Regions from separate parts of the Homo sapiens genome. Here region 1 is linked to region 2. A link is an interaction called in ENCODE POLR2A ChIA-PET data of the cell type or tissue named here. Cell type or tissue: IMR-90. All regions are shown on one strand. Each heading gives the region's core, and the rest is flanking DNA. Links, peaks and the distances in the headings are about the cores only.

Region 1 (16,214 bases), core at 3,468-11,467, 54 kb before region 2:
AATACTTTGGGAGGCAGAGGTGGGCGGATCTCCTGAGGTGAGGAGTTCGAGACCAGCCTGACCAACATGGAGAAAACCCGTCTCTGCTAAAAATACAAAATTAGCTGGCTGTGGTGGTGCATGCCTGTAATCCCAGCTACTCAGGAGGCCAGGAGGCTGAGGTAGGAGAATCACTTAAACCTGGGAGGTAGAGGTTGCGGTGAGCTGAGATCGCACCATTGCACTCCAGCCTGTGTAACAAGAGCAAAACTCAGTCTCAAAAAAAAAAAAAAAAAAAAAGCTATACGTATGGCCAAGAAACACATGAAAAGATGCCCAATATCATTGGTCATTAAAGAAATGCAAATCAAAAGCATGAGGTACTACTTCATACCTGCTAGGAAAGCTTTAAATAATAAAATAATTATTAATTGTTAGAAAGAATGTGAAGAAAACAGGGACTCTCACTATTGCTGGATAAAATGGTACAGTTGTGAGGAAAACAGTTTGGCAGTTTCTCAAAAAATTAAACATGGAGTTACCATATTACTCAACAATTTTATTCCTAAATATATACCCAGGAAAAATGAAAACACAGCCAGGTGCAGAGGCTAACACCTATAATCCCAGCACTTTGGGAGGCTGAGGCAGGATGTCTGCTTGAGCCTAGGAGTTTGAGACCAGCCTGGCTGGGCTACATAGGGAGACCTCATCTCTACCACAACAAACAAACAGAAAAAATAAGCCAGGCATGGTGATGCATGCCTGTGGTATCAGCTATTTGGGAGGCTGAGGTGGGAGGATCACTTGGGTCTGGGAGGTCGAAGTTGCAATGAGCCGTGTTTGCACCATTGTACTTTAGCCTAGGTGACAGAGTGAGACCGTCTCCTCCCCAAGAAAGAAGGAAAGAAATTAAAACATTTAAGTCCACATAGAAATTTGTACACAATTGTTTATAGTAGCATTATTCATTTTAACCAATACATGGAAATAATATAAATGTCCATCAACAGATGAACAGTTAAATTGTAGTATATATACAGAATGGAATATTACCCCCAAAAGAAACAAAGTACTAATACATGCTGCAGGCTGGGCACAGTGGCTCACGCCTGTAATCCCAGCGCTTTGGGAGGCCGAGGCGGGTGGATCACCTGAGGTCGGGAGTTCGAGACCAGACTGACCAACATGGAGAAACCCCGTCTCTACTAAAAATACAAAATTATCCAGGCATGGTGGCGCACGCCTGTAATCCCAGCTACTCAGGAGGCTGAGGCAGGAGAATCGCTTGAACCCGGGAGGTGGAGTTTGCAGTGAGCCAAGATCGTGCCATTGCACTCTGGGCAACAGGAGCGAAATGCCATCTCAAAAAAAAAAAAAGGGAAAAGAAAATACATGCTACAAATTGGATGAACCATGAAAACATTATGCTGAGTCAAAGAAAGAAGTAGACACAAAAGGATACATGTGAAATGGTTCCATTTATATAAAATATTCAGAACAGGCAAATCCAGAGACAGAACACAGACTGGTGGTTGCCAGGGAATGAGGGGGAAGGGAGGGGGGCAGAGGGGAGAGGAGGAATGGAAAGTGATTACTTAAGGGATACAGGTGTTCTTTTTTTTTTTTTTTTTGAGATGGAGCCTCGCTTTTTCGCCCAGGCTGGAGTGCAGTGGCACCATCTCGGCTCACTGCAACTTCTGCGTCCTGGGTTCAATCGATTCTCCTGCCTTAGCCTCCCGAGTAGCTGGGATTACAGGTGCCCGCCACCATGCCTGGCTAATTTTTGTATTTTTAGTAGAGATGGGGTTTCACCATGATGGCCAGGCTGGTCTTGAACGCCTGACCTTGTGATCTGCCCACTTCAGCCTCCCAAAGTGCTGGGATTACAGGCGTGAGCCACTGCGCCCGGCCACTTTTTTTTTTTTTAAGGACAGGGTCTTGCTCTGTTGCCCAGGCTGGAATATGGTGATGTGACCATGACTCACTGCAGCCTCAACCTCTTGGGCTGAAATGATCTTCCCACCTGAGCCTCTCAAGCTCTCAAGTAGCTGGTACTACAGGTGTGCATCATCACGCTCAGCTATTTTCTTTTTAATTTTTTTTGTAGAGATGAGGTCTCACTCTGGTGCCCAGGCTGATCTCAGACTCTTGGGCTCAAGTGATCCTCCCACCTCAGCCTCCCAAAGCGCTGAGATTATAGGGGTTAGCCACTGTGCCCAGCCTAAACAGATGCTCCTTCTGGGGAGCTGAAAAAGTTCTGAAACTAAAGACAGGTGTTGGCTGCACAATACTGTGAGTGTACCAAATGCCACCGCATTGCCCACTTTAAAATGGTTAATCATTGTCATGTGGATTCACATGAATTTAACTTCCAAAACAAAAAACTAAAAAGCAAGGAACAAGTCACAGCTATGGACTTTTTTTTTTATTTTTTGAGATGGAGTCTCGCTCTGTTACCCAGGCTGGAGTGCAATGACACAATCTCAGCTCACTGCAACCTCCATCTTCTCGGTTAAAGCAATTCTCCTGCCTCAGCCTCCCGAATAGCTAGGATTACAGGAGCACGCCACTATACCCGGCTAATTTTTGTATTTTTAGTAGAGATGGGATTTCACCATGTTGGCCAGGCTGTTCTTGAACTCCTGACCTCAAGTGATCCGCCCACTTTGGCCTCCCACAGTGCAGGGATTACGGGTGTGAGCCACCGTGCCTGGCCATAGCTATGGAATTTTATCAGATAATTTTTAAACAAAGATAGAGCAGTCACTTTTACTACAGCTTGAGCAGACCATCTACAGAGAAATCCCAAAGACTCATGGGAGAAAATAATAATGTTGCTAACTACCTTTTTTCCTTTGTAAGTAATTTAGTATGGGTGGACTGAAAATACTCATGATTCACTTTCAGAAGGGCAGCGTGTGTAGACAAGAGCAAAGGGGAAGAGAAGTCATGAAGGCAGGGAATAATGCCCTCATCTTCTCTGGTAACTGTCAACAAACGTTGGAGACGGAATTTTAACTGCAGGAGTATGGAAACAATAATCCTACTGTATGGCATTTGGAGGCCAAAATAAACTTTTCACACAGGGTTTACTTCGACTAAGCATAAGGTCAGAGGATGAAACATGCAAAGCCCCTTGGGGTCCTTCATGCACCCAGTCCCCAGAATGGAACAATGAAGGGCTTTCAGAGAGCAACAGGGTTTCTCCACAGCCTCCTCAGTCCAGGGTTTTTCTGGAGTTGGAGGCAGGGCTGCATCATTGTTAATTTTGTAGGGAAAAACGTGCTTACAGAATAATCTTAAGATTGTTTACTTCTCTGCAAATTCTTTAATATGTTAGGTTAGATAGAACATACTTCAATACACAGAAAAAAGTTTCTGAAGCTGAATGGATTCAATTTAATTTAGTAAATATTATCTACTTACTGGGGAGATTTTGTTACAGATAGGGATTAAGAGCTGGATTCAGGTTGGCAGTGTAATTTTAGGCAATTACCCAACTTTTTTTTCACCTTAAAATGTAGCTAATCCATGAAAAAGCACTGAGCATGGTCCTTGGCACATGGTAAGAACTCAGCCAACACTCTTCATCATTAGAGCTCTTTGAAGACTCAGTGTGAACACCACATCTTTGGGGCACTGGCAGTCAGACCTCCCCGTGTGTGCACGTAGGCTTCCATCTGCACTGTCACTGTTTTCATTCACTTCCTGTTAGACTGTGAGGTCTTTCCATGTCTCAGCACCTGACAACCTAAGGCTCAGCAGGTGTCCGAAATAACTGGAACCAGGCCTTGAAATAAAGGACCTATCACCATCTAGTGTCTATGGTGGGTGTGCTATGCTCTGAATGTGTCCCCTCCAAAACTCATGTTTAAGCTTTATCTCCCATAGGAGAAAACAGTATTTGGAGATGAGTCTTTTAGGTGTTTAGGCCACGAGGGCTCCGCCTTCATGAAGGGATTAGTATCTTTTTTTTTTTTTTTGAGAAGGAGTCTCGCTCTGTCGCCAGGCTAGAGTGCAGTGATGCGATCTCGGCTCACTGTAACCTCTGCCTCCTGAGTTCAAGCAATTCTCTACCTCAGCCTCCTGAGCAGCTGGGATTACAGGTGCCTGCCACCACGCCCAGCTAATTTTTGTATTTTTAGTAGAGATGGCGTTTCACCATCTTGGCCAGGCTGGTCTTGAACTCCTGACCTCGTGATCTACCCACCTCGGCCTCCCAAAGTGCTGAGATTACAGGCGTGAGCCACCGCACCCGGCCAGATTAGTGTTTTATAGAAGGGCTTGAGGGGGTGAGTTCACCCCTTCTGTCCCTTCAGCCACATGACAACACAGCATTTGTCTCCTCTGGAGGATGCCAGCACCAAGGCATCATGTTGGAAGCAGAGAACAGGGCCCTTGCCAGACACGGAACTTGTTGGTGCCTTCATCTTGGACTTCTCAGCCTCCAGAATTGTTAAGAAATAAATGTCTTTTCTTTATAAATTAGCCAGTCTCAGGTATTTTGTTACAGCAGCAAGAATGAACTAAGAGAGTGTCAACAATAAATACCTACAATGCAGCAGGTAGGATTTCTGTAAGTTAAGATTGGGCATGGCTGCCTAGTAGAGAGGGCATTCCAGTACGAGAGACCACAGGAGTAAAATGAACACCTGGTGTCTAGCTGGTTCCAACCCTACCACCCTAAGACCACTCTATAGTTCAACAACACTTACACTAGGGACAGTGGAGCTTTTCTTGCGTTCAGGAATATCCGCCTTATTAGGATTACTTGCATTCCCAAGCATGGGACTGGCTGGAGCAATTCCCTTTCCTCCAACAGCACTGCCACTTGATTTCCGGGAGGAAATTCCATCTTCTTTGAGGTCACTATCTGCAGTGCTGGTCTGACTCCTTTTCGGATACGCCACAACAGAAGGAATAGCTGGTCCAGCTAAAATAAAGAGTTCATTTTTTAAATGACTGAATATAGTTTCAAGTTTTATTTTGTGACAGTAACCATATTTTGTAAGATGATCTAAGGTTGCTATTCACCTAAAAAATGTAAAACAGTAAAATCCTCTAAGATGTTTCCCACTTATATCTAATGTTTGCCTTATGCAATGAATTCAATATTGAAATTTCACTTAATACTCCTTTCTACTTAAAACATTTTTTTTTTAATAGTAAGAGTTTAGAGTTGTCCTTTGGAAACATCTTAAGGTGGTGGTACTGCATAGATTCAAACTAATTAGATGCATACGTAACAAGCAGAATGAACCAGTTCATCTTGTACATCTGAGTGAATTACATCCTCTTTTGTAGGAGAGATGCCATCACCTTTTGGAAGAGAAAAGTATAGATTTTATGGGCCACTTCTTTTGAAGTTTTATCTTGGATCTTTTTAAAAGCACTCATAATCTTCTAGATAAACCGGAGTTTGAGTAGACAGGGGAAGGTGTAGAAGCAGAGGAATCATGCAAGCGACAGGGAGGAAGTCGGTGGAGGTCACTAGTCATTCCTGCCACTCCAGGAGGAGTGTGTCCAGGGACATGTGCCTAGGGACATGTGGATGACAGACTAATGTCCTGTAGTAAACCATATAGAGACTCCAATAGCAGCACAGGAGATTCAGAGGGCAAAGAATCTTGGAAATGAACATGATAACTAGTATATGCCTCAGATATGATAATCCAGTGGTAATCTTAAAAGACAGAGTCAAATGCTTGTTTTTTCTTTTTCGAGACGGAGTCTAGCTCTCTCGCCCAGGCTGGAGTGCAGTGGCGCAATCGCGGCTCACTGTAACCACTGCCTACTGGGTTCAAGGGATTCTCCCGCCTCAGCCTCCGGAGTAGCTGAAACTACAGGCGCATGCCAACTAATTTTTTTTTTTTGTATATATTTTTTTTTTTTTAGTAGAGACGGGGTTTCACAGTGTTAGCCAGGATGGTCTCGATCTCCTGACCTCGTGATCCACCCACCTTGGCCTCCCAAAGTGCTGTGATTACAGGCATGAGCTACTGCGCCCAGCCTGTTTTTTCTAAGGCAGAAGAGAATTTATATTTTAGATATATTAAAGGTGGGAGGTGTGTGGTAGTTCATGCTTGTAATTCCAACACTTTGGGAGACTGAGGTGGGAGGATGGCTTCAGCTCAAGAGTTTGAGGCTACATGTGGCTTGGGTGACAGAGTGAGAACCTGTCTCAATAAATAAATTTAAAAAACAAACAAACAAAAACCGGGAGTGGGGAGGAGTTAGTTCTTGGACAAAAATCTAAATGGCAAACCTATTTGGAACTGAATTAAAAGTAAATGAGGGCTTAATTTTATTTGTGGGAGAACAACAACTAAGCTTTCGGTTTAGTGATTTTAACATATAAAACAAAAACTTAATCAAGCATAGGGTGATATTAGCCTCAATGCTTATCTTTCTTCCCAATACCATGAGACGTCTACTGACATTGTGAACTTTCAGATTACTACTGATTGGCTTTCCAGCTTTTATTTGTGTTTAGAAAATACAAAACCTTTTAAGATTTGAGATTCTGAAGAGAAACAGACCTTGATCTAATCCACTGACCTCGTTCAGATTTCCCCAGTTTTACTTGCACTAATTTGTATGTTTGTGTATCTCATTCTATACTCTTTTATTACATGTTCAGATTCATGTGGTCACCATCAGTCAAGATTCAGAACATTTCCATCTCAAAGACCCTGTAGACTACCCTTTCATAGCCACAGCCACTTCCCTCTTACTCTCCCTTTTGCTAAACCCCTGCAACCGCTAACCTGCTCGCCATCTCTAGAATTCTGTCATTTCAAGAATGTTATATGAATGGGCATCCATGGAATGTAACCTTTTGTGTACTTTCATGCAGTATAATTCCCTTGAGATCCATCTGAGTTGTGCACATCATAGTTTGTTCCTTTTTTTTTTTTTCGAGACGGAGTCTCGCTCTGTGGCCAGGCTGTGGAGTGCAGTGGCTCAATCTTGGCTCACTGCAACCTCCACCTCCCAGGTTCAAGCGATTCTCCTGCCTCAGCCTCACAAGTAGCTGGGACTACAGGCGCCTGCCACCATGCCCGGCTAATTTTTTGTAATTTTAGTAGAGACGGGGTTTCACCATGTTGGCCAGATGGTCTCGATCTCTTGACCTCGTGATCTGCCTGCCTCGGCCTCTCAAAGTGTTGGGATTACAGGCGTGAGCCACCGCGCCCAGCCTGTTCCTTTTTATTGTGAGTAGTAGTCCATGGTATGGATGTGTCACACAGAAATTTCATTTTTTTTTTTTTTTTTTTTGAGATGGAGCCTCGCTCTGTTGGCCCAGGCTGGAGTGCAGTGGCATGATCTTGGCTCACTGCAAGCTCCACCTCCCAGGTTCACGCCATTCTCCTGCCTCAGCCTCCTGAGCAGCTAGGACTACAGGCACTTGACACCAAGCTCAGCTGATTTTGTTTTTGTATTTTTAGTAGACACAGGGTTTCACCGTGTTAGCCAGGATGTTCTCGATCTCCTGACCTCGTGATCCGCCCACCTCGGCCTCCCAAAGTGCTGGGATTATGCGACCGGCCAGAAATTTCATTTTTATGTAATCAAATTTGTAAGTCTTTTATTTCATGGGTTTGGTGTTTGGGGTGACAGAAACACCTTCACCAGTCCAAGTTACAAAGCAAATAATCCCAAGGTTTCTTTCAATATTTCTGGAGTTTTATTTACATCTTTTTTTTTTTTTTTTTTGAGACGGAGTCTCGCTCTGTCGCCCAGGCTGGAGTGCAGTGGCTCGATCTCGGCTCACTGCAAGCTCCGCCTCCCGGGTTCATCCATTCTCCTGCCTCAGCCTCCTGAGTAGCTGGGACTATAGGTGCCCACCACCACGCCTGGCTAATTTTTTCTATTTTTTAGTAGAGACAGGGTTTCACCATGTTAGCCAGGATGGTCTCGATCTCCTGACCTCGTGATCCACCTGCCTCGGACTCCCAAAGTGCTGGGATTACAGGCATGAGCCACTGCGCCCAGCCCTATATTTGTATCTTAACTCCAATTAGAATTCATCCTTGTATAAGATGTGAGAAATTGATCCAAATTAATTTTTTTTCTGAGAACTACCAAATTGCCCCAATACCACTCATTGATTAGTAAACAGTGATTTTTTTTTTCATTTTTTAAAAAACAAGCTAACCCCTTGAAAATCAGATGATCACCATTCGCAGAAAAAGTGCACACATATGGGGTGTTCACATGTGGGTCTCAAACGAGGAAGGACAGCTACAGATTACATCGTAGCTTTAGAGAAGCAGGCACCCATGCAGAGGTCAGCATCCACAGGCAAGGAAAAGGGAAGGGAGAGGTGAGACGAGGCAGGAGGATGAGGTGAAAGTTAGCCCGGCTATACAGGCTTGCCTGCCTTCAGAAATTCCAAGAAAGATGAGGATTATGAAAAAGCTACTCCAATGAGGTGCTTCAGTGGAGAAAAAACACAGGGCTTGGACCAGCAGGCCTGAGCTCTGCCCCAGGTGTTTCTCATTTACTATGTAACCTTGGGAGACTTGGTAATCTCTCTTGGTCTATTTAGGGATAAAACAGAGGTTTGGTGAGTGTACAATACCATGTCTAAAGCTCTTTTTATCTCTAAAATTGAGCTGGGGGGAAAAAGGCACTAATAATCTGGATGGAATCTATGTGCTTAAGGAATAACTTACTAACATATTCCTTAGAGAAATGTGAAAATCCCATTGTCAGGTTTCTTCTAGGATTGAGGGACAAGTTAAACCAGATGGTTTCAGGGCAATATATGGGCATTTAATTGCCATGTGGTCCATAAGCACTAGAAACCCCCCTTGTTAGTGACTAACATGAACACAAAAAAGGCAGACCTAGATCAACACGTCACCTACAAATGCTAGGAGCACAAATCCTGATGTGAGAATGAGTTCTGAGCTCTCAGTTACACCCTAGAATAGCAGGCACTGTAGATGGTTTACTAGTGATATTAGTACACTGTTGCTTCAGTCTAAACCATGTAGAAAGGCAAGCAACAGAAGGAAGAGAAATGGAAATCAAGCCAAGTGTAATCATTTTTAGTACAAAATCAAAGCTGTCCACACCTAAAATGCCCTGTGCAGTCCTAAGTGTCAAATCTCAAGATGAAAGTATTAAGATGGAAAATGTCCAGAGAAGAGAAATAAAATGAGGCCGAGCGCAGTGACTCATGCCTGTAATCCGAGCACTTTGGGAGGCTGAGGTGGATGGATCACCTGAGTTCAGGAGTTCGGGACCAGCCTGGCCAAATGTGGTGAAACCCCGTCTCTACTAAAAATAAAAAAATTAGCTGGGCATGGTGATGCATGCCTGTAGTCCCAGCTACTCGGGAGGCTGAGGCAGGAGAATTGCTAGAACCCAGGAGGCGGAGGTTGCAGTGAGCCGAGATCGCGCTATTGCACTCCAGCCTGGGTGACAAGAGTGAAACTCCATCTCAAAAAAAAAAAAAAAAATAGATTTAGTTCCTGAATCCTGGAATAGTAGAATTAAAGGAAATATCTGCAATGTTAACATTTATAGTTATGGGCAAGTAAACACACACGCTAGCCTCAGGACTCTGACACACAGGCTGCCTTGAAGGCAGAGCAACTGTAGAGCCTGGTAAGCCTACCCACTGGGAGTCTTATGTCTCATAAAGGACTGGCTTCTAGGTGAAGTTTAAAAGGGAGAGTGGCTTAACCACACTAACAGCAAGAGTATGGATGAGAATGACACAGTACAACATTTAAACCAATTAAGGCAAAACTGAGGTTCCATATATTCTCCAGGGCTGTCCTGTCTATTATGAGAGTTACTGGCCACAACTGGCTATATATTACACTTAAGTACAAATTTTTTTTTTTTTTTTTGAGATGGACTCTCACTCTGTCACTAGGCTGGAGTGCAGTCACACGATCTTGGCTCACTGCAACCTCTGCCTCCCAGGTTCAAGCGATTCTCCTACCTCAGCCTCCTGAGTAGCTGGAATTACAGGCACACACCACCATGCCCAGGTAATTTTTTTATTTTTAGTAGAGATGGGGTTTCACCACGTTGGTCAGGCTAGTCTCGAACTCCTGACCTAGTGATCCACACGCCTCGGCCTCCCAAGGTGCTGGAATTACAGGCATGAGCCACCATGTCCGGCCAGGAAAATTTTAAAAGGGTAAAAATCAGCCAGGCCAATTACAGACTCACACGTGTAATCCAGCACTTTGGGAGGCCAAGGTGGGTGGATCACCTGAGGTCAGGAGTTCTAGACCAGCCTGGCCAACATGGTGAAATCCCGTCTCTACTAAAAATACAATATTGGCCAGGTGTGGTGGTGTGTGCCTATAGTCCCAGCTACTTCGGAGGCTGAGGTTGCAGTGAGCGGAGATCATGCCATTGCACTCCAGCCTGGGTAACAAGAGCAAAATTCCATCTCAAAAAATAAACAAATAAATAAGGCCAGGCGCGGTGGCTCACACCTGTAATCCCATCACTTTTGGAGGCCAAGGTGAGTGGATTGCTTGAGCTCCCAAGTTCAAGACCAGCCTAGCCAATATGGTGAAACCCTGTCTCTATTAAAAATACAAAAATTAGCCGGGTGTGGTTGTGCATGCCTGTAATCCCAGCTACTCAGGAGGCTGAGGCAGGAGAACTGCTGGGACCTGGGAGGTGGAGGTTGCAGTGAGCCAAGATCATGCCACTGCATTCCAGCCTGGGCGACAGAGCCAGATTCCATCTGAAAAATAAATAAATAAATAAATAAATAAAAATAATAAAAAATAAATAGAAATAAAAAAGGTAAAAATCATTTCCTCAGTTCAAGTACTTGATAGCCACAAGTGGCCAGTAGCTTCTTGACTGGACAGCACAGATACACAAAACTGTAATCATCTCAGAAAGTTCTACTGGACAGTGCTACTCTACAAAGTAAATCCAATGCAGAGGTGAAGAGAGTGAATAGAACTACAGACTAGCAGTTCTATTCAGTTCGGTACAGCGCCCAGTTCTAGCGCTGGGCATGGTGGCTCACGTCTGTAATCCTAGCACTTTAGAACGCTGTGGTGAGAGAATAGTTTGAACTTGGGAGTTTGAGACCAGCTTGGGCAACATAGCGAGACCCCCATCTCCATTTAAAAAAAAAAAAAAAAAGGAAAACTACAGATTAAAGCAGAGGTTCTAGAAGGGCAAATGGTAAGGTTTCCACTCAACTAAGCTTTATCCAGCAAAAATCTACTGCATGTATAAAGAAGATAAGAGCCTTGAAGTAATATGTAATCATGGCAGCACCTGCAGGAACACTAAGAAAAAATGCTGGCCAGGCACGGTGGCTCATGCCTGTAATTCCAGCGCTCTGGGAGGCCAAGGCAGGTGGATCACTTAAGGCCAGGAGCTGAAGACCAGCCTGGCCAAATGTGGTGAAACCCCGTCTCTACTAAAAATACAAAACTTAGCCAGGCATGGTGGTACACACCTGTAGTCCCAGCTATTCAGGAGGCTGAGGCAGGAGAATCGCTTGAACCTGGGAGGTGGAGGTTGCAGTGAGCCAAAATTGTGCCACTCCACTCCAGCCTGGGCAACAGAGTGAGACTCTGTCTCAAAAAAAAAAAAAAAAAAAAAAAAAAAAGAAGAAAGAAAGAAAGCAATGCCAAGAAAGGACATCAAGCCAGGCTCTGAGCAAGAGAATGCTTCCCAGTGCTAGGAGACCTCTTGCCTGGACTCTAAGAGAAGGCACTGGGATACTCCAAAACTTACCATGGTCACTGTAGCGTCTTTGCTTTTGGCTTGAAGAAACACTTCTCTGCACTTTGTGGTGAGGAGACTGGCCAGTACTGTTGTTGAGATCACTGCTCGGCCTAACCTTAGCAAGTGAAAGATTGCTGCTAGAACTGGAATCACTAGCATCCAGCTAAGAGAAAATGAGAAAAACAGAGCAAACCACAACACGAACCCAAATGGCTTATTAGGAAGTTAAACTTTTCATTAACACAGACCTCTCATAAACCGTTCATTCAGAGAGAGGAGGAATCACAACGTACAAAAATGACAACCCTAAACTCAAGCAAAAGTAGTTTTCTGACGGCTGGAAAGACACTAAAGGTAAGGTATTTATGATTTTCTTTCCAGGCTTTCTCAAATAACTTTAAATGTTGTATTTACTTCATCTGATGCTTTACGTCATTTCTAAGCTATTAATGACTACAGGTTAATTTATGAAAGACCAGGTTTATGACAACATCCATCTTTTTTTTTTTTTTTTTTTTTTTGAGACAGAGTCTCGCTCTGTCACCCAGGCTGGAGTGCAGTGGCGTGATCCTGGCTCACCGCAACCTCTGCCTCTCAGGGTCAAGCAGTTCTCTTGCCTCAGCCTCCCAAGGAGCAGGGATTACAGGCAAGCGCCAACACGCCCAGCTAATTTTTTGTTTGTTTGTTTGTTTTAGCAGAGACAGAGTTTCCCTATGTTGGCCAGTCTGGTCTCGAACTCCTGGTCTCAAGTGATCTGTCCGCCTTGGCCTCCCAAAGTGCTGGGATTACAGGCATGAGCCACCACGCCTGGCCAATATCCATCATTAAGGGTTAAGTTAAAATAGCTTATAATAGTCATAGGATTTAGATTTGCTATTTGCAAGTAAATCTAAAAAATGATGTATCAAATGTTACAAATATTCAAAAGATAAAAACTAAGAAAACAGTTTATATAAACTAATAATTACATACAGGGTATTTCAGCTCTTTCTGATTACTCTTACCTCTGAAGATTTTCTCCCCAATAACAAATATGTAGCTGTGATTTCATCGTATTTCATCTTACTAAGAGATTCTTGAATTTCTTCTTGTGAATATCCCATTCCCACCATAATATCTAAAAGAAGGGCATAATACAGTTTATGTGTTTTGTTTGGGTAAGAAATCATCCTTTTTTTTTTTTTTTTTTTTGAGACGGAGTTTCACTCTTGTTGCCCAGGCTGGAGTGCAATGGCGCGATCTTGGCTCACCGCAACCTCCACCTCCCAGATTCAAGCAATTCTCCTGCCTCAGCCTCCCGAGTAGCTGGGATTACAGGCATGAGCCACCGTGCCTGGCTAATTTTGTAGTTTTAGTAGAGATGGGGTTTCTCCATGTTGGTCAGGCTGGCCTCGACCTCCCGACCTCAGGTGATCTGCCCGCCTTGGCCTCCCAAAGTGCTGGGATTACAGGCGTGAGCCACCACGCCCGGCCAGAAATCATTCTTTTGTAGGGTAAAATAATTTTCATTTGACCTAAAAGATGACATATTACATATATTTTGTAACATAAATGGGCACTTGTTTCAGAGTTACTGGGTGCCATTATAGGAAACTGCAGGTAGTTACGTTCCTAAATATGACAGAACAGATAAACTGTTCATATGACTTGTGCTTAACTTTCCATTATTCACATTTTAGGCACAGACATGAGTCAAAACAGAAATATGTTACTTAGACAAAAACACATGAACATGCAGGCATGGAGTGATTACCTATTCTTTTTTGGTCTGAGATGTCTAGCTCTGGTTCAACAAATGGTTTGAGTTCATCTTCTTCATGCCCTGCATTGATCCACCTGTCCTTCATGATTTGCTAAAAAAGGTAAACTGTTCATTAGCAGAGTAAAATGAAATATTCTGATAACCGTAATATTTACAAAAATTTATTTTCAACATTTCATTGACTATCGTTCAAAGCATAAACTCAAAAAATATTTTTTAATGTTTCAATTCTTGCTTAAAAAGCCGCAGGATATATCCAGTATGGCATACAAATCAAGCAAAGATCTAAGGTCACTCTAAAGACTCTCCAAAGTTACTGCTTGTTTCCACCTACATGATTACCTCTAGAGTGCCGCGTTTAATTGGATTTAGCACCAGGAAACGTTTGAGAAGGTTTTCACAGTCTGTAGACATGTAGAAGGGAATTCTGTATTTCCCTCTTAATACTCTCTCTCTCAGTTCCTTTGGAGAGGTACAGAGGAAAGAAAACGAGTAAGTCAACCTTTAGGTTTAGTTAACAAAACACAACAAAAAACCCCCTGAAACCCCCCGCACTGATATAATGTTAAAAATATTAAGCCATGTAATATTAGGAAACTTCTTTTAGTTTAGTGAAGTACATGGGTGCAGCTTCTTATACCTTTAGGTTTTGCCCATCAAAGGGAAGTGAGCCACTGACTAGTGTGTATAAAATGACCCCCAGACTCCACACATCCACTTCTGGCCCGTCATATTTCTTGCCCTGGAAGAGCTCAGGTGCTGCGTATGGAGGACTGCCACAAAACGTGTCGAGTTTACCGCCAACAGTAAATTCATTGCTAAAACCGAAATCTGCTATTTTAATGTTCATATCGGCATCTAACAATAGATTTTCAGCCTAGAGGGAAAACATCAAGACAAAAATGAAATTTAGCCAAAATAGAATTAGAATTATGACAGGATTAGGCATTTTAGAAAAGCTTTCTGTAATGATATGAAGTTACCTCCTAATTAATGTGAAAACATTCTTTCTAGAGAAAAAAACAGGAGACAAGTCAGAACTCCTTATTTTATAATATTAACAATAACAAACATGAAGTACAGATTAATTCTAGCACTAATTTAAACATCAATGTCCCAAGATCAAGAAAAGCCTTGAGTTTTTCAATTGATAATAATAATATGGGGGCTGGGCACGGTGGCTCACACCTATGATCCCAGCACTTTGGGAGGCCGAGGTGGACGAATCATCTGAGGCCAGGAGTTCAAGACCAGCCTGGCCAACATGGTGATACCCTGTCTTTACTAAAAATACAAAAATCAGCTGGGTGTGGTGGTACACACCTGTAATCCCAGCTACTCAGGAGGCTGAGGCAGGAGAATTGCTTGAACTCGGGAGGCAGAGGTTGCAGTGAGCCAAGATCGTGCCACTGCACTCCAGCCTGGGCGACAGAGCAATACTCCATCTCAAAACCAAAAAACAAGAATAATATGGGGCAGGGCCAGGTACAGTGGCTCACTTGAGCCCAGGAGTTCAAGACCAGCTTGGGCAACATAGTGAGACCCTTTCTCTACAAAAGATTTTTAAAAATTAGCTGGGTATGGTGGCACACATCTGCAATCCCAGCTACTTGGAAGGCTGAGGTAGGAGGACCTCTTAAGCCTGGGAGTTTGAGGCTGCAGTGAGCTATGACTGTGCCACTGCACTCCAGCCTGGGTGACAGAGTAAAACCCTGTCTCAAAACATAAATAACTTTTTTTAAAAAGGGGCATTTCATAAAAACGGCTAAATAGCTATAAAACGGCTGTTAATGAGGAGGGGAGAATCCTAAACCTCATTCAAGAGTCAAATCATGGCTGGGTGCGGTGGCTCACGCCTGTAATCACAGCACTTTGGGAGGCTGAGGCGGGTGGATCACCTGAGGTCAGGAGTTCGAGACCAGTCTGGCCAACATGGTGAAGCCCCATCTCTACTAAAAATACAAAAAATTAGCTGGGCATGGTGGTGGGCGCCTGTAATCCCAGCTACTTGAGAGGCTGAGGCAGGAGAATCGCTTGAACCTGCGAGGTGGAGGTTGCAGTGAGCAGAGATCGCACCACTGCACTCTAGCCAGGGCAACAAAGTGAGACTCCGTCTCAAAAAAAAAAAAAAAAAAAAAAAAAAAGAGACAAATCACAGTCACTTTAAGAAACATTTCCTATGTGGCTACTCCACAGCAGATGCTATATTAGTGTCTGGATGGATAATGATGAACAAGACAGATAAAGCCCTACCCTCAGTAGCTCACAGTTTAGAAGGGAAGAAGGAGAATGATAAGCAGCTGTCCTGAGACAAAATGCCATAACTGAAGAGGCACAGGGAGTTGTGGGTTGGCACTGAAAGGTGTGAATGGCTTCCCAGATGAAGTGAAATCAAAGCACCAGAAGGTGCATCTGATCATAATGGATGTGTTGATGAGGGGTATTTCAGGCAGAATAAAGAGTCTGAGAACCCATGTGAGACACAGTATGTTTCACACAAGAAATTGAAAGACAGTATGTGAGATAGAGATGTGTAGAGGGGGCTGGGGAGATGGTCAGGGCTTAATCACAAAGGATTGTACTTGAGAAGTTTGGGTTTTCATCGTAAGAGCAATGGGAAGCCAATGAAGAGTTGTTCAAGCAGAGAAATGACCATCTTATTTGTGTTTCCTTAAAAGACCATTTTGGGTGCAGTGTAGAAAACATACATGGGAGGAAGAGGCACTAGAAACAGAGAAGA
Region 2 (16,214 bases), core at 5,356-13,355:
TATAATGCATCAGCATGCTAAAAGACACTCCCACCACCACCATGACAGTTTACAAATGCCACGGCAACCTTGGGAAGTTACCCTAAATAGTCCCCTAAAAGGGGAGGGACCTTCAGTTCCAGGAAATCTCTGCCCTTTTCCCAGAAAGCTCATGAATAATTCACCCCTTGTTTAGCATATAATCAAGAAATAACTATAAGTAGACTCAGTCAAGCAGCTGATACTGCTGCTCTGTCTATGGAGCAGCCATTCTTTTGTTTCTTTTTTTTTTTTTTTTGAAACAGTCTCCCTCTGTTGCCTAGGCTGGAGAGCAGTGACATGATCTCGGCTCATTGCAACCTCCATCTCCCAAGTTTTCATAGTTTCTACTCCCTCAGCCTCTGGAGTAGCTGGGATTACAGGTGCGCACCACCACGACTGGCTAATTTTGTATTTTTAGTAGAGATGGGGTTTCACCATGTTGGCCAGGCTGGTCTCGAACTCCTGACCCCAGGTGATCCACCTGCCTCGGCCTCCCAATGTGCTAGGATTACACGTGTGAGCCACAGCGCCTGGCCTGTTTCTTTACTTCTTTTATAAACTTGTTTTCACTTAAAAGAAAAAAAAAAAAGAAAATTGGGGCTTCAAACTAATAAACGTATTGTTATAACATTTTATATTTAAGTTACTTATAGACAAGGGGAAAGTCTCCTCCAAACCAAGAAAAAAAGAGAGAGAGAGAGAGATTATACACAGAAAGCACTTCTAAAAACATATGCAATGTAGCAAATCTTTTCTTTACAATTTACTGACACTTTAAATTTAGCTGACTCTGGGATGGGTAAGCATACAAATAGGTGGGTATTGAATCTGAAAACTTTAAAAATTTTTTTTTTTTTTTTTTAAATAGAAAAGCCCTTTGGGCAGTTAAAGAAGGAAAGGGAATTAGGTCCAAACCAATCTGTGGGCTAACCAAGTGAATATACAGAGCGGCAACAGCAGGGTCACCTAGCAGCCTTTGTTCAGAAAGGGTGAGTATGCCCCAGCCAGTGTTTTTAAAACCCATTAGGATATAGGAAGTACTATAGCTTCTATAGCTTCTGGTCAGCTCATCACTGTCACGTAAAAATGATTTCTATGGACTATGGAAAAAGAATGGAAGTGACAATAGAAGGGAAGAAAAGTGGAGAGAGGCTTTGCCATGACCAGGGAATATCAAGTAACTCGGCTTTGCACCTGAGCTCCAAAACAGCAAATGAGCCCACCCCCATAAGATCAAAGAGGCTGTGCTTCCTACTGGGCATCCTGCAGGACACAGGCCCAGAAGACCCACCCCTGAAGAAAGCATCTATAGCCAAAGTCCAGGGAATGAGCTTGGAGTTTCTCTACATCAAACATTCTCACACTTTTTGGTCCCTTTTACACTTTTAAAGATTACTCATTCCCCCAAATGTGGGTTGTATCAACGAATATCTACCAAAATACAAATAAAAACTGAGAAACTGTAAAAAAAAAAAAAAAAAAAAGTATTTAACAATTGATTTCAAAATAACAATAAGCACATTATAACACAAATAATATATTTGTATGAAATTTTCATACAAGCTTCTACATTCAATCTGTTGTGATATCACACATCATGTAACCTCTGGAAAATTCCACTCTACACTTGTGAGAGACAGAATGAAAAAAGCAAATGTTTTACTAGTATCACAAAAATAGTTTTGACTCGGCAGACTCCTTAAAAGGGTCTCAGAAAACCTCCAGGGGTCTCCCCATGTCATACTTTTGAGAATGGCTGCATTATGTACATTAACACCATGTTTTAAAAACCCTGCTTAACTTGGTCTAAAGCCTCCACCTGACCACATTATTTATTCCCTATGAGTCTATAACCTCCAGAGGAGCTACAGAAAAAATCACTGCAACAAGGTATCCAGCAATTCTGACCCTGGAGTGGATGGGCTATAACCCCCATTTTCAGGAGGAAGCAAATCAGAACTGGGGAAGGAGTGGAGGGAAAACGAGTGTGTGCGCCTGAAAAACGCAAAGTTGGAATTCTAATTTTGTATTTGGAAAACATAAGTTTCAGTGGAAACTGAATAAGCAAAAGAAAATACTGACTACTGAAACAGGCAAACACGAACTGTCTTATGCATATCTCAACTGGGGAAAAGACATCTTATTCATCTTTATAGCCCTAACTGGCACATAAGGAGTACTCAATAAATACTGAGTTGTCCGGGTGAGGTGGCTCATGCCTGTAATCCCAGCACTTTGGGAGGTGGGTGGATCACCTGAGGTCAGGAGTTCGAGACCAGCCTGGCCAACATGGTGAAACCCCGTCTCTACTAAAAATACAAAAATTAGCTGAGCTTGGTGGCGGATGCCTATAATCCCACCAGCTACTTGAAAGGCTGAGGCGGGAGAACCACTTGAAACCTGGAAACGGAGGTTATAGTGAGCCAAGATGGTGCCACTGAACTCCAGCCTGGGCGAGAAAATGAGACTCCATCAAATAAATAAATAAATAAATAAATAAATAATAAATAAATAGGCCAGGTGTGGTGGCTCACGCCTGTAGTCTCAGCACTTTGGGAGGCCAAGGCAGGCAGATCATGAAGTCAGGAGACAAAGACCATCCTGGCCAACATGGTGAAACCCCATCTCTACTAAAAATACAAAAAATTAGCTGGGCATGGTGGCATGGGCCTGTAATCCCAGCTACTCGGGAGGCTAAGGCAGGAGAATTGCTTGAATTTGGGAGGTAGAGGTTGCAGTGAGCCGAGATCATGCCACTGCACTCCAGCCTGGCAAGACAGCGAGACTCCCTCTCAAAAAAATAAAAATAAATAAATAAATAAATGCTGAGTTGATCTGAGGCCTTGAACACTCATAATCAGTAACCAAAAAACAGGGCTTCTGGTGTTTTAACAGATAATGAGGTTTTAAAAATTATATAAATCAAAGTCGAATGAATTTTCTTCAAACTTTACCTTCATAAGTAATTTTACATGGTATACCTAGATCTCCCAATTCCAATGAAACCGTTAGACATACACACTCTTTTCTGGCCTCCATTCTGCTTTATTCCTCCTCCTCTTCATGGCCAAATCCATCAAAGATGCTGCCTTTCCAGTTCTTCTTCTCTCTGAGCTTCTGAGACGTGGTTTCTATTTTCACACCTGGACTCTTAATCACTAGTTTCTTATGGTTCTGCTCAATATCCTCCTCCTATTCTAAAGATTCTTTTTTTTGTTTTTTTTTTTTGAGACGAGGTCTCATTCTGTTGTCCAGGGTGGAGTGCAGTGACATGATCACAGTTCATTGCAGCCTCGACTTCCGCAGGTTCAGGTGATCATCCCACCTCAGCCTCCCGAGTAGATGGAACTATAGGCACGTGCCACCATGTCCAGCTAATTTTTTGTAGAAATGAGGTCTCCTTATGTTACCCAGGCTGGTCTCAAACTCCTGGGCTCAAGCGATCTGCCCACCTCAGCCTCCCGAAGTGCTAGGATTACAGGCATGAGCCACGGCATCCGGTCACTATTCCAAAGATTCTGATTCTGCGTTTTTTTTTTCTCTTGAGACAGGGTCTCGCTCTGTCACCCAGGCTGGAGTGCAGTGGCGTGATCTTGGCTCACTGCAACCTCCGCCTCCCGGGTTCGAGCAATTCTCGTGCCTTGGCCTCCCCCAAGTAGCTGGGATTACAGGCACGTGCCACCACACCCAGCTAATTTTTGTATTTTTTTAGTAGAGACAGGGTTTTGCCATGTTGGCCAGGCTGGTCTTGAACTCCTGACCTCAGGTGATCCACCCGCCTCGGCCTCCCAAAGTGCTGGAATTACAGGCATGAGCCATCGCGCCCGGACTGATTCTGTTCTTATACACTTTCATCTTCAGGTACTGCTATTCAATAGCCTCTGAAGCAAAAATAGGAGCTCAAATATGTTTCATTCAGCTTAACCAAACTGCAGAAAAGTCATTTTATCAAAAGCAACTATGTCCCCAGAGTGAAACACCATCATTTGATGTGACATGTGTACGTGCAGCAAGGAAGCCTGAGCGGGAGTTCCTAATCCCCTCTTCCTCCTAGCTCCCCGCTGGGATGACTCCACCAAAATCACCTTGGCCCAGAGCTGGAGCCTGGAGAGCTCAGGCAAAGCTGAAACCTTGGGGTCACCAAAAGAGGTGGTAACTGGGGTATCCCCGATTGCAGTGCCTCAGAAAGGTGTAGACTGGAGAGAAGACCACCCCTTTATTCCAGTGATTGTGGGGTTGGGTAAAGGGAGACTCAACAAACACCAAGGGGGCTCACTAAGTGAGAAAGCCACTTGCTGTGGAAATTTCTGGGAAATTCCATTTACATTCACTCTGATGCCAGCAGCAAAGTGGAATATTACAAAATAGGGATGGGACAGCTCATACATGAGATGGGCTTCTCCCAACAAATCCACAGCAAACACCCACTGGAGAAAAATCCTTATCTTCCACTTTCTGTTGGTTCACCAACGGTCAAAAGATCCTAACACCCTGTTTCTGAAAGTGTTAACAACATTCTCAGTCAGTAAAAGAGGAGGCAAAAAAAAAAAAAAGACTGCAAGTCCTCTAGGGGGATAGAGTGGCCTGAAGAATGATGCATTAGTCATCTTGGACTGCCATAACCAAAATACCACACACTGGGGGACTTAACAGTAATTTATTTTCTCACAGTTCTGGAGGGGACCTTCTTCCTGGCTTGCAGATGGCCACCCTCTCCCTGCGTTCTCATGTGGTAGAAAAAGCTAGCGTTCTGGTGTCTCTTCATGTAATAACACTAACCCTATCAATCAGGATTCATACTACGACTTCACTTAACCTTCTATAAAGACCCTATCACCAAATACAGTCACACTGGGGGTTAGGGCTTACACATATGAATTTTGAGGCATACGATTCAATCCATAGCAAATGGAGGCCAAGTCAAACAACTACAACAGTTGGTTACAAATGAAAACCTCAACATGGAAGAATATCACAAGCATGAAGTAGAGTAAAAGAAATAGACACAAAATAATACACTATTATTAAAATACTCTAACATTCTATTAGTACAATGTTAAAACAACAAACAGACAAAACCTATGGTATTAGAAGGTGGCACAGTGGTTCACTTGAGGAGGTGGGGTAGTGAAGGGATTTGAAGGAGGCCAAAGGGAGGCTTCTAGGGTGTGGGTCACAGTATATTTTTTGCCCGGGTCATGGTTATTCAAATGTGTTTACTTTGTGATAATTCATCAAGCTGTACACTTATGATTTGGGCACTTTTTATGTATGTTACGTTTCTTTTTGTTTTGTTTTTGAAATGGAGTCTTGCTCTATCGCCCAGGCTGGAGTGCAGTCGCGCGATCTTGGCTCACTGCAACCTCCACCTCCTGGGTTCAAGCAATTCTCCTGTCTCAGCCTCTCAAGTAGCTGGGACTACAGGCACACACACCATGCCCAGCTAATTTTTGTATTTTTAGTAGAGACAGGGTTTCACCATATTGGTCAGGCTGGTCTTGAACCCCTGACTTCAGGTGATCTGCCTGCCTCGGCTTCCCAAAGTGCTGGGATTCACAGGCATGAGCCATTGCACCCAACCTGTGTTACATTTCAGTAAAGAGTTTTTGTGTTTTTAAAGTCAATGATGACTTTAAATAAAATGTCAATAGATAATGCCTAAACCTGAAAAACAAGTAAGACTACAAGCATGTTATAAAGTATGAAAGAATCATTTAAAAGACTAAAGAATCACTTTAAAAGATTAAAAGTGGCCATCCTGGGAGACAAGGAAACCAGTGAGTCTAGGGGACTCTTTTTTAACAAGTCTTGACTCTTTAAACTGTGTGTAATATGTAACTTGAATAAAAATAATTACATGAAAAGTTATTTTCATAACCATAATGAGGACATTGGTTAAAGATGGCATATTGATCACATGCATTTCTCTGTCCTGCCACCTGATAGGCCCACTGAAGAACAAAGACCAAATGACAAAGAATGGCCAAGAGAAGGGAAGGGCTGCCACCAGAAGACAAGTGACTTCAAAGAATTTCTGGGAGATAAAAATCTGACAGCAGTACAGTGGAACATGTAGCAGGGCACAGAAAGACAACCCTAGAATATGCTTGGAAAAGGAAAAACTCAACTGTCCATAGAAAATAACTCTGTGTTGCGTGTGTGGAATGTCCCAGTGTAAAGACCGACGTTCCTCTGGCCTCTATGAGGCTAAGCCAGGCACTCGTCACCCCTTTACTGGGAGCTCTCAGCTTTCTTCTTAGGGCTCCACTCTTGAAGACATGAACAAAATAAAAAAATCACACAAATGAGGAAAGCCTGTGATTTTTCCTGATGCCTTGCTCCATAATTAAGCCTCTTCTTTCAAAAAAGGAGCTACAGTCAATTCTCATTGTTCATTCTATGCAGTTACTGTGCTCACTGAATTAGTGAATACGAAATCATTGCTTCTGGGGGTTAGGTTTCTGCAAGCCTCTGGTCACAACATTTTGCAACAGCAGATTAATACATAAGTTTGTTTTATGTGTGTGTCTGTTTAAGAACACCTTCTTTACTATATATGATTGGTTAACACTGAATTCACAGCCACAGCACTGTAACGCACACTTGAGTGAAACTTCTAACACGTGCATCTTCTTTGTAAAGCACCATAGCCATGTGCAGTGCAAGGAAAAACTCAACTGTCCAGAGTTTTATCCATGGCAAGGCTATGATGTGCCTTACAAAGAAAATGCAGGTGTTAGGTAAGTTTCACTCAAGGGTGCGTTAGGAAGACTAGACAGCACTTCAGCACTATGCTTGGGGCCCATTTTAAATGGCAAAATCATCAACAAAAAGTACAAAAATGAAAAAAAAGGCATTAAATAGATCACAAAAAAGACACTGGTTTACGGCACAAAGACTGAAAAAAAGAAAGCAAAGTGTCCCCTTGTTGAACCTCAACTAGGGATGTGCATATTTTTTCACCGTTCTGCATATGTCCGAAAAGGATTACCAAAGCGCTGTACTGATTTGGGTGTTACAAATAAATTTTTTCGAACAGGTAAATTTGCAAATATAGAAACCACAAAAAAATGAGTATTAACTATCTGCCTGGAAATGAATAGTGGTGATGGTTGCCCAATAATGTACATATAGTTGATGTCACTGAACTACACACTTAAAAAATGGTTAAAATTATAACTTTTATGTTGTATGTATTTTACCACACACACAAAAAAAGTGTTGGCCAGGTGTGGTGGCTCATCCCTTTAATCCCAGCACTTTGGGAGGCCCAGGCAGAAGGATCACTTTAGCCCAGGAGTTCGAGACCAGCCTGAGCAACATGGGGATGCTTTGTCTCTGTAGAAAATACAAAAAATCAGCCGGATGTGGTAGTACACACCTCTGGTCCCAGCTACTCAGGAGGCTGAGGTGGAAGGACTGCTTGGGCCCAGGAGGTAGAGAGCTGCAGTGAGCCAAGATTGCACCACTGCACTCCAGGCTGGGCGACAGAGCAAGACTCTGTCTCAAAAAGAAAAAAAAATGTTCAAAACTGTGGAATTCCGTGATTTTTTATATATAGGGATTAGGCTTATATGGAGCTTTTTTCCTGCACATTAACCATACCTCCAGGTTGTACTAAAAGCATGCTGACTGTTTTTATGCTTTTTAGTTATATAACATATGTATTCTATATCTTATATGGAATATATAAATTATATCTTACACCAAGGCTTTCTTTCACCCTTGTCTGCTTGTTTCCAAAAGTTTCTGTTTCTTTTTCTTAAGAGACAGGATCTCGCTATGTTCCCCAGGCAGTGGCTATTCACAGAAGCAATCTTGATCCCAATCCCCATCCCACTGATCAGCAGAGGAATTTTGACCTGCTCCGTTTCTGGGCCAGTTCACCCCTCCCCTCAGACAACCTGGTAGACCCCTGCTCTTGGGATATAATTAATTTTTAATTGAAGCAAATCATTCTGGGTTTTAACTTTTTTTGTCAGTCACTACAGTTGTTTTGAATAAAAATTCATCACTGTCTACCCACCCCCAAGAAACCACTTGCTGAGTTTTGGTATAATGTCAAAGAACAATATCCACAATCACCTGAAAAGGTATTAATATGCTCCCTTCCTTTTGTAGCTACATTTCTTTATACACTTCAACCAAAACAACATACTTAAATAGTGTGAATGCAGAGCAGACACAGGAACCCAGCTAACTTCTATTAAGCCAGATATTAAAGGGGTTTGCAAAGAATTTAAACAATTCACTCTTTTCAATAATTTGCTTTGGAAAATAGTTGTTTTTCATAAAAATATGTTATTTACATTACCATGTAACAGGATTATTATTTTTGATGAATTAATATATATTTTAAGTTTCCTAAGTAATAACTTCCAATTCAGCAGCTATCAATACATATAACCCTAATAAATAAAAGCTTTGGGGAGTTCTCAATTTTCTATTTATTTATTTATTTATGAGACGGGGTCTCGCTCTGTCACCCAGGCTGGAGTACAGTGGTACAATCTCGGCTCACTGCAAGCTCCACCTCCCGGGTTCACGCCATTCTCCCACCTCAGCCTCCTGGTAGCTGGGACTACAGGCGCCCGCCACCACGCCCAGCTAATTTTGTTTTCGTATTTTTAGTAGAGACGGGGTTTCACCATGTTAGCCAGGATGGTCTCGATCTCCTGACCTCGTGATCCGCCCGCCTCAGCCTCCCAAAGTGCTGGGATTACAGGCGTGAGCCACCGCGCCCAGCCTCAATTTTCAATTTAAAGGAGTTCTGAGACAGAAACGTTTGAGAACTGCTGTTCTCATCAATGGCATTGTACACAACCACTGAAATGAACAATTATGACGATTAGTGGCAACGTAGAAAACTGCTTTGGATAAAATTCCGAGGGCGGAAAAAACAAGATACAAAATTATAATCAAAAATATGTTGAAAAAACATGTATATGGAAAATATACAAAAACAAAAATGGTATTCAGAATATTAGGATTGTGGGGTTTTTCTTCTCTATTCTCCAAACTTTCTGTAAAGTTGTTAACATAGTCTTCACCAACAAACTCGTGACTAAACATAAGCATTTATGCAAAGTCTCAGGAAGTTTCACACACCCCAGGATGAAGAAACGTGGTTTCAGGAGTGAAGCAACAGATGAAAAGGCAGGCGGGGGAGGACTAAGTGACTGAGGGGTGGGATCATCAGTTCCTCCCAGGCAGAAGAGAAGATTCTTATCTAGAGAAACTGGATACTCTCAGAAATCTAAGGACACAAATATCTGGGGTCTTCAATAAAAGCACCAGACAACTCCCAATAGGAAAGCTCTGTGGTCAAACATGTCCTATTCATACAAACACAGCTTGTGATCAGATGCTTAGGGCTCCACATTAGGTACAGACAACCAGAGGCTACCAGACATCCAGAGAAAGTCTCTATATGAAAGAGCGGTAACAAGAAAGAACCCCAGAAAAAAAGAGAAGCAATGCAGGGAACAAAAATCTACTTTATAAAAGAGCTAAAAAAAAAAAAAAAAAAAAAAAGCCTTTACTATTCTCAGGGAGTCAGCAGAAGAAACAACATTCATAATACCAGGGCTAGATGCTGTAAAGACAGTAACAACAAACAGATGAAAATGATCAAAGAGTGAGCTGGGGAGAGAAGAGGAGACACACACACAGCTTTCTTTCTTTTGAGACAGAGTTTTGCTCTGTCACCCAGGCTGGAGTGCAGTGGCGCGATCTCGGCTCACTGCAACCTCTGCCTCCCGGGTTCAAGAGATTTTCCTGCCTCAGCCTCCTGAGTAGCTGGGATTACAGGTGCGCGCCACCACGCCCAGCTAATTTTTTTGGATTTTTAGTAGAGGCAGGGTTTCACCATGTTGACCAGGCTGGTCTCAAACTCCTGACCTCAAGTGACACTTCTGCCTTAGCCTCCCCAAGTGCTGAGATTACAGGCATGAGTCACCGTGCCCGGCCCACACACACATTTTTAACAGAAAGAATGGAAGATGAAGTTAAAAATATCTCCCAGAAAGTAAAAACATAGAGATAGAAGATAGATTTTGAGGCTCTTTTCAAGCACTCCAGTCTCTGCTTAAGGATTCCAGAATGAAGATTTTTAAGTTAAAAAAGAGACAATTTTCCAGAACTGAAAGACAAAAACCTCTATATTAAAAGGGTCCAATGAGCACCAAGAACAATGAATGAAGACTAACCCTTGGCACCTCAATGGCTAATTTCTAAAAACCAAGGATAAACTTCCAGAAAGAAAAAAAATATTACATACTTAAGCTACTTACATGGTTATACTCCAGTCTTTGACATTCCCAATATCTGAAAACCTTTCATGATCCAAGTTTGAGCTTCCCATTCTTTAACTAACTTCTTCTACCTTCCTGCTCACTCAATCTAGTACTCTAATAACTGTTGGAACTTACCAGGATCTGTAATTCACTGACCCCACACCTTCATAGGGTCAGTCTTCCTCCTCAAGTTCTTAGTTCCTAATTATATCACTAATTTCATTGTGATGTTGTTGTATAACAATGCTCCTGGGGTGTTGTATAACAATGCTCCTTTGTCCTTTCACTATACTAATGTGACAAAACCCCAATCTCTGCAAATGCCATGCCTGCAGCTGGGCAACTGAATGTGGCTGGAGAGTAGCACAACGCCATGCTGACTCTTCCCACTTTAAATCCTTGGTCACCAACCTCAGGGAAGCCTTAAGGCTGCCTGGCAATTCTATTACATTTCTCTAGTCCATTCACTCTCCTGCTTATCTGGCAATTATTTTAACCTCCTCACATCTCTAATACATCTCCTCATCGTAGCAGATCAGTTTGCTTTCCATTTTACTGAAAAAACAGTTTGCACTCAGAAAATTTCTACAAGCTCCTACTACCATAAGGATCCCCTCACCTGCACTGATGCCGGCACCCTCTGCTTTCCTCCTATTTCTTTACTTTATTTTCTTTCTTTATTTTTTGAGACAGAGTTTTGCTCTTGTTGCCCAGGCTGGACTGCAGTGGTGCGATCTCGGCTCACCACAACCTCTGCCTCCTGGGTTCAAGCAATTCGCCTGCCTCAGCTTCCTGAGTAGCTGGGATTACAGGGGCACGCCACCATGCCCAGATAATTTTTTGTATTTTTAGTAGAGATGAGGTTTCACCATGTTGGCCAGGCTGGTCTCGAACTCCTGATATCAGGTGATCCACTCGCTTCGGCCTCCCGAAGTGCAGGGATTACAGGCGTGATCCACCACGCCTGGCTTGCTTTCCTCCTATTTCTATGGAAGAACTGTCCATGTTATCCAAAGACCAATGCCTCCACCATCCCCTCACCTATTCCAAAATCTCTTCGACAGCACCAATTTCCTCCTTTTTATGAGATTATCCCCATTAGTAGAGAAATATGTTGATATTTTGTCCATCTTCTAAAAAATACCTTGGCCTAATGTCTCCCTGTAGCTACCATCCCACTTATCTGTGCCTAGAAAGAGCTACCTTGCTGTCTCTAATTTATACTCACCGATTCTCTCTTGAGCTAATACATTATATTATATGTGTGAGTACTGCAAAATATTTGAAAGATAAGCTAGAACATTTTGGCCAATTAGCAGTAACACATAAAACCTAAGAGTTTATAGAAAAAGAAACAACTATTAATTTTAGACAAAGCTTTACAATTATATAAGAAAATAAATGATCATAGCCAAAGCTCAACAATACTTACACAGTCGTAATTTAAGTAAATAAGCCAAATATATCACTGCAATAGAAAAGCTAGGGAAAGAAATGTAGATATGGAAGTGGGAAGTGGAAGTCAATGATGTTTAAAATGATAAATTTGGAGAAAGCTATTGGAGTAACAGAAGAAAGAGCTTAAAAAAGTTGGGGCCTTTGAGTAATAATGCTGAGGAAAAAGAGGGATAAGAAAAGAAACTTCTGATTGTCATTAGAACTTTTTAGTATATTTGACTTGTTAAGCTATGTGCATGCATTACTTTAGGAAAATAATTTTTAAACAATAAATAACTCCAATAAAGTACAAATGACTGAAACAAGTGAGTTCTGTAGTTCGTGTGAGGGGAAAGGTCTCTGGGAGGCTATGAAAATTAGTGGGGGGAAAATAATGAACTTGAAAGAAAACTGTGGTGTAAAACAGGCAATATTTCACACCAAAATAACCATAAGCTATGAAAAGTTGGTCAAAAGCAAGACAGCAGATGCAACTAACATCCCCAGATTCATAGTAAATATGGGATAGATGCTTCCAGGACAATATGGATAATGGGTAGCATTTTCATTTAAGAGCTAAATCAGATGAATTTCACAACTGGTACATGTATTTTAAAAATATATAAAATGAGCATTTTGATATCCATTTCTGATTGGTTCATGGTCATCCTGTGGGAAGTCTCATCTAAACTGAACTTACACCATAACTAGGCTATTTAAAGGCTTGATTTAAAATGGTCTTCAGAGTGTACATATTAATGTATCTTGTTTATAATTCTTATTCCAACATGTTTGTTAAATTAAAACAACTTTCTTCCAACGAACATATAGTTTTTCATGAGTATCTTTTTTTTTTTTTTTTTTTTTTTTTGAGACAAGGTCTTACTCTGTTGCCAGGCTGGAGTGTACTGGCATGATCTTGGCTCACTGCAACCTCCGCCTCCCGGGTTCAAGTGATTCTCCTGCCTCAGCCTCCCGAGTAGCTGGGACTACAGGCGCACACCACCATCCCCGGCTATTTTTTGTATTTTTAGTAGAGATGGGATTTTGCCATGTTGGCCAGGCTGGTCCCAAACTCCTGACCTCAGGTCTCGATCTCTTGACCTTGTGATCTGCCCACCTTGGCCTCCTAAAGTGCTGGAATTACAGGCATGAGCCACCATGCCCGGCCTTCGTGAGTATCTTTTATGTTCACGACATCCTTGTGACTTAAATGCATGATATAGATTGTCCCTACTCCCTTCTTTCAGAAAATTCTTTTCACGATATAATTCTACATCTCTGTTCTTACCCCAAGGATAGCAGTTAAAACTCTCAACATAATACACAATAAGCCTTTAACTTATACTGACTCAGAACAAATTAAGTCCCCAAATCATCAATGCCACTCTTCCCACAACCCTCTGGGTTTTCTTCAGAGGTTTTAGTTCTTCAATAGGCAAGATACATCACGTTCCCATCACAGGGCAAGAGAACGCTGACAAAAATAAAGATCTTAGCTGAGAAAAGTACTAAGTAGCTGGGTGTGGTGGCTCATGCCTGTAATCCCAGCACCTGGGGAGGCCAAGGCGGGCGGATCATCTGAGGTCGGGAGTTCAAGACCAGCCTGACCAACATGGAGAAACTCTGTCTTTACTAAAAATACAAAATTAGCTGGGCATGGTGGCACATGCCTGTAATCCCAGCTACTAGGGAGGCTGAGGCAGGGGAATCGCTTGAACCTGGGAGGTGGAGGTTGCGGTGAGCTGAGATTGAGCCATTGCACTCCAGCCTGGGCAACAAGAGCAAAAGTCCATCTTTAAAAAAAAAAAAAAAGAAAGAAAAGAAAAGTACTAAGTAATAAAAATACACCAATTCACAGACCAGACCAGAGGCTTTAGGTTTCTTTCTACTAGGAATATTATACTGTTATATAAAATCAGTTTTCTAGTTAACAATTCACTTAATTCTTTACCACACGATCCAGTAATGTCACTCCTAGAGAAATTAAAACTTATGTTCACAGAAAAACCTGTACAGGAGTTCTATTCATAATTGCCAAACACTGGAAACTATTCAAATGTCCTTCAGTGGGGGAGCTAATACCAACTGTAGCACAGCCATACAACAGAATACTTCTCAGCAACAAAAAGGAACAAACTGTCAATATATGCAACAGCCTGAATCAATCTCAAAGACATGATGCTGAGTGAGAAGAAGCCAGTTTCAAAAGGTTACATACCATATGATCCCATTTTATTTGACATTCTCAAAAAAAGACAACTGACCAGGCGTGGTGGCTCACGCCTGTAATCTCAGCACTTTGGGAGGCCGAGGCAGGCGGACTGCTTAAGCTCAGGAGTTCAAGACCAGCCTGGGCAATATGGTGAAACTCCATCTCTACCAAAAATAAAATAAAATAAAATAAATAAATAAAATAAAATAAAATAAAATAAGCCAGGTGCGGTACTGTGTGCTTGTGGTCCCAGCTACTGGGGAGGCTGAAGTGGGAGGTTGCTTGAGTCCAAAAGGTGGAGCTTGCAGTGAGCCGAGATCGCGCTGCACTCCAGCCTGGGCGACAGAGCCAGACTCTGTCTCAAAAAAAAAAAAAAAGCATGCTATTAAAAAACAATATAAACTTAATTTTCGACATTCCAAATGAGAGATCAAAAGTTTCCCAAATGCAAGAAGTTATATGATTATTGCCTTCTTGAGGAAAAAAAAGTTCCATTTACATTAGCAACAAAAATTATAAAATAGCTTGAAATGAATTTAACAAGCATTATATAAAACATAGATGAAAAAAGTTACAAAACCTGAAAACAAATTTGAGACACATGCACATTCCTGAATAGAAACATTTGGCATTAGCCGGATGTGGTGGCTTACACTGGTAATCCCAGCACTTTGGGAGGCCGAGGCGGGTGGATCACCTGAGGTTGGGAGTTTGAGACCAGTCTGACCAACATGGAGAAACCCGTCTCTACTAAAAATACAAAAATTAGCCGGGCATGGTGGTGCATGCCTGTAATCCCAGCTACTCGGGAGGCTGAGGTGGGAGAATTGCTTGAACCCAGGAGGCGGAGGTTGTGGTGAGCTGAGATCACGCCACTGCACTCTAGCCTGGGCAACAAGAGCGAAATTCCGTCTCAAAAAAAAAAAAGAAAGAAAAAAAAGAAAGAAAGACTTGGCATCATTAAAATATCAATTTCCTCCCAAACTATTAATAATTTATAAAACCAACTAAACCCTCTTTTCTGGTTAGCGTGGCATGAGAACCCATAAGCAGCAAAGTCTCTCACGACACCCTGGATGAGGCGGTGCAGGAAGTCCTGCACGGGAACCAGTGAAAGTGCCCCAAGTTCCTGAAGATGGTGGAGTTGCAGATCAGCTTGAAGAACTATGACCCCCAGAAGGACAAGCGCTTCTCGGGCACCGTCAGGCTTAAGTCCACTCCCTGTCCCAAGTGTGGGTCCTGGGGGAACAGCAGCACTGTGACGAGACCAAGGCCACGGATATCCCCCCAAGTGGACACTGAGGTGCCAAAAAAACTCAAGAATAAGAATCTGGTCAAGAAGCTGGCCAAGAAGTATGATGCATTTTTGGCTTCAGAGTCTCTGATAAAGCAAATCCCACGAATCCTCGGCATAGGCCTAACAAAGGCAGTAAAGTTCCCTTCCCTGCTCACACACGATGAAAACACGGTGGCCAAAGTGGATGAGGCGAAGTCCACAATCAAGTTTCATATGAACATGTTATGTTTGGCTGTGGCTGTTGGCCACGTGAAGATGACAGACGATGAGCTTGTGCATAACATTCACCTGGCTGTTAACTTCTTGGTGTCACTGCTCGAGAAAAAACTGGCAGAATGTCCGGGCCTTATATATCAAGAGCACCACGGGCAAGCCCCAGCGCCTATATTAAGGCATATTTGAAAAGATTCTACTGCTACTAGTAAAAAAAACAAAAAACAAAAAACCAACTAATCCCATGAAAACTAATCTAATCAAAATTTCATGCTCTGTTTTTAGAAAATGGCAACTTAATTCTAAAATTCATGTGGAAGAGTAAATGACCAAAAAAAAAAAAAAGCTATGAAAATTTTGAAAAATAAGAGTCATTGGCCGGGCGTGGTGGCTCACACCTGTAATCCCAGCACTTTAGGAGGCTGAGGTGGGCAGTTCATGGGTTCAAGAGATCGAGACCATCCTGGCCAACATGATGAAATCCCCTCTCTACTAAAAATACAAAAATTAGCTGGGCGTGGTGGCACACACCTGTAATCCCACTTACTCAGGAGGCTGAGGCAGGCGAATTGCTTAAACCCGGGAGGTGGAGGTTGCAGTTAGCCGAGATCCCGCCACTGCACTCCAGCCTAGCGACAGAGCGAGACTCCATCTCACCAAAAAAAGAGAGAGAGAAAAAAAAAAGAATCATCAGGAGGGGAACTTGACCTAAAACATACAATCCACAGCTGCAGTA

Evidence for each region. Peaks named below come from ENCODE experiments on the same cell type or tissue, not always from the same donor. Only the 100,000 strongest peaks of a DNase experiment are listed, where the experiment ranks them.
Region 1: POLR2A ChIA-PET joins it to region 2 with 11 read pairs; 5 of 35 experiments call an interaction of 5 or more read pairs at or near these places.

What each region holds. Positions count from the first base shown.
Region 1 is chr14:103,463,694-103,479,907 of GRCh38, reverse strand. MARK3 (microtubule affinity regulating kinase 3) reads right to left here. Exons shown (of 18, transcript NM_001128918.3): 8 at 14,115-14,351; 9 at 13,817-13,936; 10 at 13,466-13,565; 11 at 12,717-12,829; 12 at 11,722-11,875; 13 at 4,698-4,915. Among named protein-coding and RNA genes, the nearest start is that of CKB, 51 kb to the left of the region's middle. In IMR-90, for the core only: no CTCF peak of the experiment used is centred there; no DNase peak of the experiment used is centred there.
Region 2 is chr14:103,411,561-103,427,774 of GRCh38, reverse strand. The region is part of intron 2 of MARK3 (microtubule affinity regulating kinase 3); the gene reads right to left. It also overlaps the pseudogene RPL10AP1. Among named protein-coding and RNA genes, the nearest start is that of MARK3, 34 kb to the right of the region's middle. RefSeq lists enhancers at 9,114-9,183, 9,194-9,303. In IMR-90, for the core only: no CTCF peak of the experiment used is centred there; DNase peaks (open chromatin) are centred at 9,174 and 9,984; H3K27ac peaks cover 731 bases.